Regions from separate parts of the Homo sapiens genome. Here region 2 is linked to region 1. A link is a loop called in an ENCODE intact Hi-C map of the cell type or tissue named here. Cell type or tissue: PC-9. All regions are shown on one strand. Links, peaks and the distances in the headings refer to the core of each region. The heading gives the core; the rest is flanking DNA. Region 1 has its middle 130 kb from the start of ADGRF1. Region 2 has its middle 70 kb from the start of ADGRF1.

What was found. Hi-C counts contacts between places; a loop is a spot of excess contacts. Peaks named below come from ENCODE experiments on the same cell type or tissue, not always from the same donor. Only the 100,000 strongest peaks of a DNase experiment are listed, where the experiment ranks them.
Region 2: a loop joins it to region 1, with 7 times the contacts of the local background. A loop is called at or near these places in 2 of 110 quality-filtered maps.

The regions. Positions count from the first base shown.
Region 1 is chr6:47,166,195-47,170,588 of GRCh38, reverse strand. No RefSeq gene overlaps it. Among named protein-coding and RNA genes, the nearest start is that of ADGRF1, 130 kb to the right of the region's middle. In PC-9, for the core only: no CTCF peak of the experiment used is centred there; DNase peaks (open chromatin) are centred at 638 and 2,178; H3K27ac peaks cover 4,000 bases.
Region 2 is chr6:47,109,636-47,114,029 of GRCh38, reverse strand. No RefSeq gene overlaps it. Among named protein-coding and RNA genes, the nearest start is that of ADGRF1, 70 kb to the right of the region's middle. RefSeq lists an enhancer at 783-952. In PC-9, for the core only: no CTCF peak of the experiment used is centred there; a DNase peak (open chromatin) is centred at 2,099; H3K27ac peaks cover 3,834 bases.

The sequences.
Region 1 (4,394 bases), core at 199-4,198:
GCTGCAGGAAACCAGGAGGAAGTAATTTGGGGAAAAGAAAGCAAGAGGCTAACTAAGCCCATGCATTCTCTTTTGAAGGTGGAAGACACATCTGGTCTGTTCAATGCCTCCCTGAGGGTATGTGCTCATCTCATTTCTCTCCTGTTCTTTAGAATGAATCAGCAAGATCTAGTTGTAGAACAAGGAGATGGACTGTAACTATTTCCTTAGGCTCTATTACATGCCAGGTGTTTCACACATTTATCTATGATCTTCAAAGCAATTTCAGAGCATAGATACCAGCCTCCCTATTTTGCAGATGATGAAACTGAGGCCCAGATAGAAGTACTAAGGAAAGTGTCCAAAGCCACAGAGTGAGTTAGCAATGATTTAGGCAGGGGTTACTCCAAAACCAAACTCTTTCCTCCCCACCAAGCAGATGCAGCCAAGATATCTTAGTGGAAGCAACCCTACCCCTCTAGCAAGTACAGGCAAGTCCTGACTCCCTGTGTGCTCCCAAATGTCTCCAGTGACCTATCATGGCTCCTCCTGTTTGACTTGTTAGCTCTAGCCCCAGTATCACAAATGGATGAAATGACCAAAAAAAGAAAAAATAGTTTAGTTTTGTTATCAGGAAGTTTCTATGGAAATAGTTACGCAATGGGTGTGAAGAAGTGTAGAATGGTCTACTGAGATTTTCTGCTGGATTAGCTGTACCAAGTAGTTAGGCTCAGGGAAGCCAAGAAAACACAACTCTGAATCATGAGGGGTTGATGCCCAGCACAGAATAGAAGGAAGTTTCTAGTGGAGTATAGACCATGAATCAACCTGCCAACTTCCGAGTAAGGAGGACAGGCTGGAGGCAAGTGTGCATAGGCAGATTTTATTCCTAGGCTTCTTTGTTATCTTGAAAGCCAGGCCTAGTTTTCATCTTCTATTGGAGGGAATAAAACGACCATGGGAATTCTAGTGATGGGCAGAGGAAAGAGAGAAAAGCATTCTGATGGTTAGTATTATGTATCAACGTGACTGGGTAAGGGGATGCCCAGGTACTTAATTAAATGTTATTCTGGATGTGTGTCTGTGAGGGTGTTTCTGGATGAGGGTAACATTTGAATCAGTAGACTGAGGGAAGCAGATTGCCTTCCCCAGGATGGGTGGACCTCATCCCACCCATTGGAGGCTTGAATAGAACAAAAAGATGGAGTAAGGAAGACTTTGCTCTCCTTGCCTGTCTTTGAGCTGGGACATTGATCTTCTCTTGCCTTCAGTCTAGACACAGTTATTGGACTAGGACTTGGACTGGAATTTGTACCACTAGCTCTCTTGGTTCTCAAGCCTTTAGACTTGAGCCAAAATAATACCATTGGCTCTCCTGGGTTTACAACTTGTTGACTGTAGATTGTGGGAGTTCTCAGTCTCCATACCCATATGAACCAATGACTTATAGTATAACTCTTTATACATGTACATCCTGTTGGTTCTGTTTCTCTGGAGAACCCTGACTAACAGAAGTATTTTCTTCTCTCTACTACATTCTCTTTACTTTGATACCTCCATATGAAACTTGTGAATAGACACAGCCCTGGGAGAGATCGGGAAGAGAGAAAAGAATAACTCTTAGGCTCCATAAATAGTTTAAATGCTGGAAATTTAAGAGTGGGCTGGGAGTAATGGCCACAGGGCTGGCTTCATGGGAATGCAACCTAAGCATTTACTTAGGTCTTGAACTCAGGGTGGTCCACAGTTGGTTTTACGCTCTGCTGTTGCAGTCTTGAAATTCATGATAAGTTTTGAATAAGAAGTGCCACATTTTCATGTTGCGCTGGTTTGTACAAATGATATAGCCAGTCTTGAATGGACAGATGGTTGTGCCACTTGCAGAAATGTTGGTGACAGGGGCAGGAAGTGACGACAATGACTACTGCCACAGGTAGTGTTCCTCACTGCCTCCATTTCCCCTCCTTGCCATTAACTTAGGAGCCAGGGACTCTGATTTCTGCTTTAAACAGTTACATAAAGGAAAGGGGAAAATTCTGATTATACAAAGCTAAAGAAGCTACCCAATGACAAAATGTACACTGTAGTACCATTCTGGGCCCTCAGGCTAAGTTTCATTACCCTTTGTAACATAAAACCTCTCCAGCACTGACTAAGAAGTTAAGCAATGTGGATAGTCTGGCAAGGCCTCCACCTCCCCCACAGAGATAATTTGAGCTCCCCAGTGCAGAAGACGGTGAGTCAAGTGCATTTTGCTGGAGGTAGTCATCAGAGGGTACTAGGGAGTAGGTTCTGAGGCTGCCCTGATGCCTGCCAGGCTGGGCATGGCCAAATTGTGCATGTCAGTACCAGATCTGTAGACGCTTACAGCTCATGGGCTTCCTTGGGGAAATTTCAAGCTGATTGTAGTCAGTATTCTAGGCACATTTCAGTTTTATGTAACCTCATCTCCCATTCTCCAGGACATCTAGCACTCTCCAAATGACAAAACTTCCTAACTTTCAAAACAGTTTTTTAGATGTTTCATGACAGCTAGTAGCTGGTAAAGTCTGGGAAGTAACACCTTTCTATGGTCTCCTTGTTGCCTTCATTTAGATGCAAATTCTGCTCCTGTGATTCCTTTTGGCCTGCAACATAAAGAGTTTCAGTCAATGGATTTTTCCTCTCTTCATTCACAACACACATACGTGCACACTCACGCACACTAGTGCACTGAGTATTCCTCCCTCTATCTTTTGAAAAGAGTCCCACTTTTCTTGGGGAAACTCTTCTTTCCCTATTCCATGTGATCTGCTTAGAATGAATGATCTTTGTGGCTTTGTGTCATTCCAATGGTAGTGACCAGCAGGGCCTATGGATTAGTCCCAGTTACCAAGATTCCCAAAGCTGTTCCCTTCCCATCCTTCTGAGTGTTCAATACTATATTTTATTCTGTGAGCTATCCAGGACTTATTACTGAACTTCTTTTTTTGCTTAAGTTTATCAAGGTCCATTTCTGTGGTTTGGGATCAAGAAACCTATTGATTTGGAATGAAACACCATTTTGGAGGGCCTTCTCTACCCCAATTTTTCTGAAAGTGATAACATCATAATCATGTTGCTTAGCAGTCAAGTCTTTCCTAAGGAAGGATGATATATTGTATGGGATATTAAAAGCTTACTGCAGTTAGTACTAGCCTTATTCTTTTTACTGTAGGAATTCAGGTTGTATAAGCAGCAAAACTTCTTAACTTGCTATGTGATTTTTTAGGTGATTGGTAAAATTAAGCCAACTAGTAGAATAGATGGAGCAGTTTCCAGCCTGAGTACTCTTTAGAGGTTCGTGAAGCAAAAAGAGAGCATCCAGGCCCTCTGGTCCTTGCCAGCTGCAGCAGAGTGGGTGGCAAGAATCACTAGTATTAGGGCTAGCCAGATGCACAGACAGCTCAGAGGGAGGCATGCTGGGGGTGCAAGGATGGGGAGAAGGGAAGTTCAAACTCAAATGGTATTTCTTTGAGGTTGACTTGGAGACAATTCTGTTCTCTATCATTATGAATAAGTGGAGAAAAGTAAAAATGGCATTAACTAAATTTGATAATGGTACTAAATAAGGTAATATGCTTAGTAGTCCGGAAGACCAGAGAAAAATTAAAAATGATCTTAATGGTCTTATAGAAACAAGGTGGTATTACACAGGACCTGGACTCTCCCCTTAAAAAACTTAAAAGTATTTTAAGGGAATTGATCACTGACTGTTTAAAGAGGAAGGAAGGTAGCACAATATAATAGAAAGAGGGACTTTGGGGTGGCTGAGTGGGGTGGCTCATGCCTATAATCTCAGCACTTTGAGAAGCTAGGCGGGCGGATTGCTTGAGCTCAGGAGTTTGAGTCCAACCTAGAAAACATGGTGAAATTTTGTTTCTACTTAAAAAAAAAAAAAGGGTACCTGTAGTCCCAGCTACTCAGGAAGGTGAGATGGGAGGGTTTCTTGAGACAGGGGATGGAATTTGCAGTAAGCCAAGATTGTGCCACTGCACTCCAGCCTGGGCAACAGAGTGAGACCCTTTCTCAAATAATAAAAAATTAAGGAAAAAAGAAAGAGGGACTTTGGAGCCAAATAGATTTACATTCAAGCCCAACTCTACTAATAACATGATGATGTCAGCCAATGGCATTGATTAGGAATATCTTTGGGTTGCAAGTCACAGAAACCACAACCAGCAGTTGCTTTAGCCATAAATGAACATTTAATTATCTCATCTAACATGAAGCCTGGAGCTAGTTGGTACCAAATTACATGAAACAACTCATTGATATCGGAATACAAGCTTGGCATCTTTGCAATTTTCTTCATTGCCTCCTCTTAAACACAACATGGCATCAATGACTCTAGGCATTAGGTCCTCATATGACAGATTTTGTAACCCCAAAATCAG
Region 2 (4,394 bases), core at 176-4,175, 57 kb after region 1:
CTGAGAGGCAGGAGGATGACCCAGTTGAACCCTAGAGTCTTCCTCTGTCTGAGAGAGGTTACTATGAGCCTTGTAAAGCCGTGGTGTAGAAAACAGCTGCAGATTTGACAGGAAATTGCAGGAGATGGGAATGAAGCATGAGGCAAAATGTCTTGTTTTGCTCTTCTCAGCCTCCTGGGTCTCCAGGGCTCTGGGCCCAAATTTGGAGACTGAGAAATGCAGGGGAATGTTATGCTGTGTCTGCAGCTCCATTTCTTGAGATTGAGGTTTAGATAATCAGTTTCTTTTTTTTGAGACGGAGTCTCGCTCTGTTGCCCAGGCTGGAGTGCAGTGGCGTGATCTCAGCTCACTGCAAGCTCCGCCTCCCGGGTTCACGCCATTCTCCTGCCTCAGCCTCCCCAGAAGCTGGGACTACAGGCACCCGCCATCACACCCGGCTAATTTTTTGTGTTTTTAGTAGAGACAGGGTTTCACCGTATTAGCCAGGATGGTCTCGATCTCCTGACCTCATGATCCGCCCGCCTCGGCCTCCCAAAGTGCTGGAATTACAGGCGTGAGCCACCGCGCCTGGCCTAGATAATCAGTTTCTAACATTTATATCATGAAAACCTTTCTTAGACTAATCTTCTGGGTTGAGAGAGTAGCCAGAGTTCACCATTTACTTCACCAGTGTCTCTAAAGGCTTAGGTATGGTAAAGGGCATTCAAAAGAACAGTGAGCTGGCCTTAGGGAATCTGAAAGTCTCTCCCTCTCCAGTTTAGTGGTTTACTTTGAACATTCCCAGCCAGGAAGTTATCTTTTCAATAAATCTGGAAAATTTGGAGATGGCCTTGGCACCTCCATAAGGGTCTGCAAAGATTTCCCAGTCAAGAGGCCTGGCAGGAAACTCTGGGATCTGGGGATATGTGTGAACCCCATTCTGAGTTCATGTGTTCCCAGCTCATGGTTCTAGGACATAGGGTTAAAGCTGTGGGGTCTGGGGAAATCTGGGTAATGTTGTCAACATGAGTTGCAGACCCAGGCTTCCTTTTACCTCACGTTATCCGCTCCTCATACCCATGTTGTGGGTGCACCTCCCCGCTGGGGCATCTTCAGGGGGGCTTCACTCACCTTCACTCTGTCACTGACAGCATGCTTTTTGGGGACTGTTAGTAAGGGCAGGGTAAACGTTTGTCCCTGGGGAGCCTGTTTGGAGCAGCAGTCCAGTCTTATTCAGTGGGTTTGATGGTCTGTCATGGGATACTCACTAGATTACATCTTCATCTTAGAGGTCTTTCCCACAGTTTCCAGTCACAAGACTGGCTGTTCATTGGGGAGAAATCTCTGGGAAGGCTAGGAGTAAAGCTTTGCCTCTGTTATGCTGCTGGAGTCCTCTTTCTATCCAGGATTAGGGGCTCTGGCTTTGGAAGAGGAATCCCAAGGCAAAAGTAACAATAAAAATAATGAAAATGTTTACAAGTGTGCTTGATCAGGGGACATGAGTGTGCTGCATGCATGCTGTGATGATCTGATGTAATCCTTCTCAACACCACCATGAATAATAAACTATTATTAGTTTCATTTTCCTGATATGAAAACTGAGGCTTAGCGCTACCAAATGACAAAGGGATACAGGATATGAACCTGAAGGACCTAAGCTGCTTAGAAAGAAAGCCTATCTTAAAAAATTGCTACTATACATAAAAGTGTCATATTCTTCTGACCTTGCCTTTGATACTCAGCTAAGAACAAACCAGTTAAGAGCTTTGCGCAAGCTCCTTGATATTTTAAGAGGAAGAAGAGTATAATTTTTCCTCAAGCAATTAAAGAAAATCTCCCTCACCTCATAATTCATTGAAGAAAATGTAGGAAAATCAGCAAATTGGAAGAGAGAAAAAAAAAAAGAAAAAGGGAGAGAAGGGGTCACCATTCTACCACTAATATTTTGAGATTTTGGGGGGTAGAATGTATCTAAGGCATCATGTTTGAAGGATAAAGATTAAAGTAAAAAAATTAAAAACGCTGTGGTTGAAACTCAAATTACTTCCCTAACCCTGCTGAGCATGTGTAGCTTGCTCAGAAATTCCAGTGGGGGCAAAGGTCAGCAGGTTATACACACTAACATTAGAAAATATGTGTGTGAAACAGAAAGGAAAGGAAGTCTCAGGATGTGGAATTCTGCAAGTTGGTCTCATCTGGCTCAGGACAGTTCCATCCTGGCTCAGGAATGCAGGTAGAGTTCTGGAGCTGGCATTTATTTGCATTGGAGTCATTTCCTAGGATTTTCACAGCTTTACATGTTTGTAGGTCATCTAAGCAAAAACTGTGGATATTGGTTGTGTTTCTGTCAATGAAAGAGGGAATCATACTTTACAAAATTTGAATGTGTGTAGTCAGGGGGAGAAGAGTCAAGAAGATTGATTCTTCTTGGGTCGAGATACAACAGAAAATCTTAAATTACTTGATACTAAGTCCTTGGAATACAGCCCACTAGCAATCACCATTAGCAATCCTGGTGAGGTGGGTAGGTGGAGATAGGAACCAGTAGGACTGAATATTTTTTTCCTCATATATTTTGCTCAATGTCTTGTCTCTGAGCAACTTTCACATCCTGATTCAGACCTCAACAGGCAGATAATTTTTGCTTCGGATTATCTTCTATATTTTGTGTCATGAAATTTCCTGTGGAAGACAGAACAATCTACTCCCTTAAATTTTCTGCAAATATAAACTCACTTCCCTCTGAAAACAATTTTCGAGAGTTCTTTTGTTTCCTCCATTGTGATAGAAAATTGTGAGTTTCCAAGTAAGAATAAAAACATATTTTTTTGAGACAGGGTCTCACTCTGTTGCCCAAGCTGGAATGCAGTGGCACGATCGTGGCTCACTGTAGCCTTGGCCTCACGAGCTCAGGTGATCCTCTCACCTCAGCCTCCTAAGTAGATGGCACTACAGGCATGCACCACCATGCCCAGTTAATTTTTTTTTTTAATTTTGTGTAGAAACAGGATTTTGCCATGTTGCCCAGGTTGGTCTCAAACTCCTGGGCTCAAGTCAAGCCACTCTCCTTGGCATTCGAAAGTGCTGAGGATTACAGGCATAAGCCACCTTGCCTGACCTAAAACTTTGTTTTTATTTCAAAAGATATAATTAAGGATCCAGGACATAGAAACATAAAATAAAGGACAATGAAAGGTGTTATAGGTCTCAAAATGGCAAAGAATGGTTGTGTTAGAAGTAAGAGACAATCATGTGGACAGGATGCTCAATTGGATGGCCCCATGCTGTATGTTTTTGAAACTGTGGGTCTTAACCTTTTAGTGGGTTGTAAAATTAATTGATTAGATTATGACCACCATTTAAAAAATATAATAGAAAATATCAAAGTGCATTGCATGTAGGAAGGTTATGTACTATTTCATGGGCATTTTTTTTTCAGCTATAACCGCAGGCACACACACAAGCATATGTGATGAGTTTCATTATAAAATATATTTCTTCTCATGGATTCAACCAAAGAAGTTTGAAAGATGCTCCATTAGCCAAAGTAATCTATAAAATACATCTTTTTTTTTTTTTTTTTTTTTTAGACAGAGTCTCACTTGGTCATGAAGGCTGGAGGGCAGTGGTGCAATCTTGGCTCATTGCAACCTCTGCCTTGTAGTCCCAGCTACTCAGGAGGCTGAGGCAGGAGAATTGCTTGAACTCAGACTACAGGCACGCGCCACCATGCCTGGGTAATTTTTGTATTTTAGTAGAGACGGGGTTTCACCATGTTGCCCAGGCTGGTCTCGAACTCCTGAGCTCTGGTGATCTGCCTGCCCTTGGCCTCCCAAAGTGCAGGATTACAGGCATGAACCACCACGCCCAGCCAAAATAGATCTTTATTGGTATCATTTATTAAATGCCTAAAAATTGTCAGGCCCATTAATAATAATACTTTAAAAATCTTTTTAGGAAATTACAATTATAGCACTCCTAGTACATGAATCAGCCAGAAAACTGTCTTCAAAATAACAGCAAGCATTTATTGAATTCCGTTAACGTGTTGGGCACGGTGCTAAATCTTTTTCATGCATTTTCAAATCTACCTCTCATACCGACCCTATGAGGAGGCTACTATTATTCTAGTTTTTCAGAAGATAAAGCTGAGGTTTCCAGGGGTCACACAGCTAGTAGAACTCAAATCTATGTCTGTCTGGCTTGAGAGCCAAAGCATTTTACCACCATACTACATTAGTTTTCACGAAATAAATTTCTTATGGGTCTTTGCAATTTGTAAAATCTTCTTTGCTTTCTGACTTTTTGGAAATGTTCCTAATTTAGCTCTAGGACAATTTAATCCACTTTTACCCCCATAGGATGTTGATAAGGGATATTTCTGTGGTTTGCGGTGTGGAGGGTAGGGTGATAGT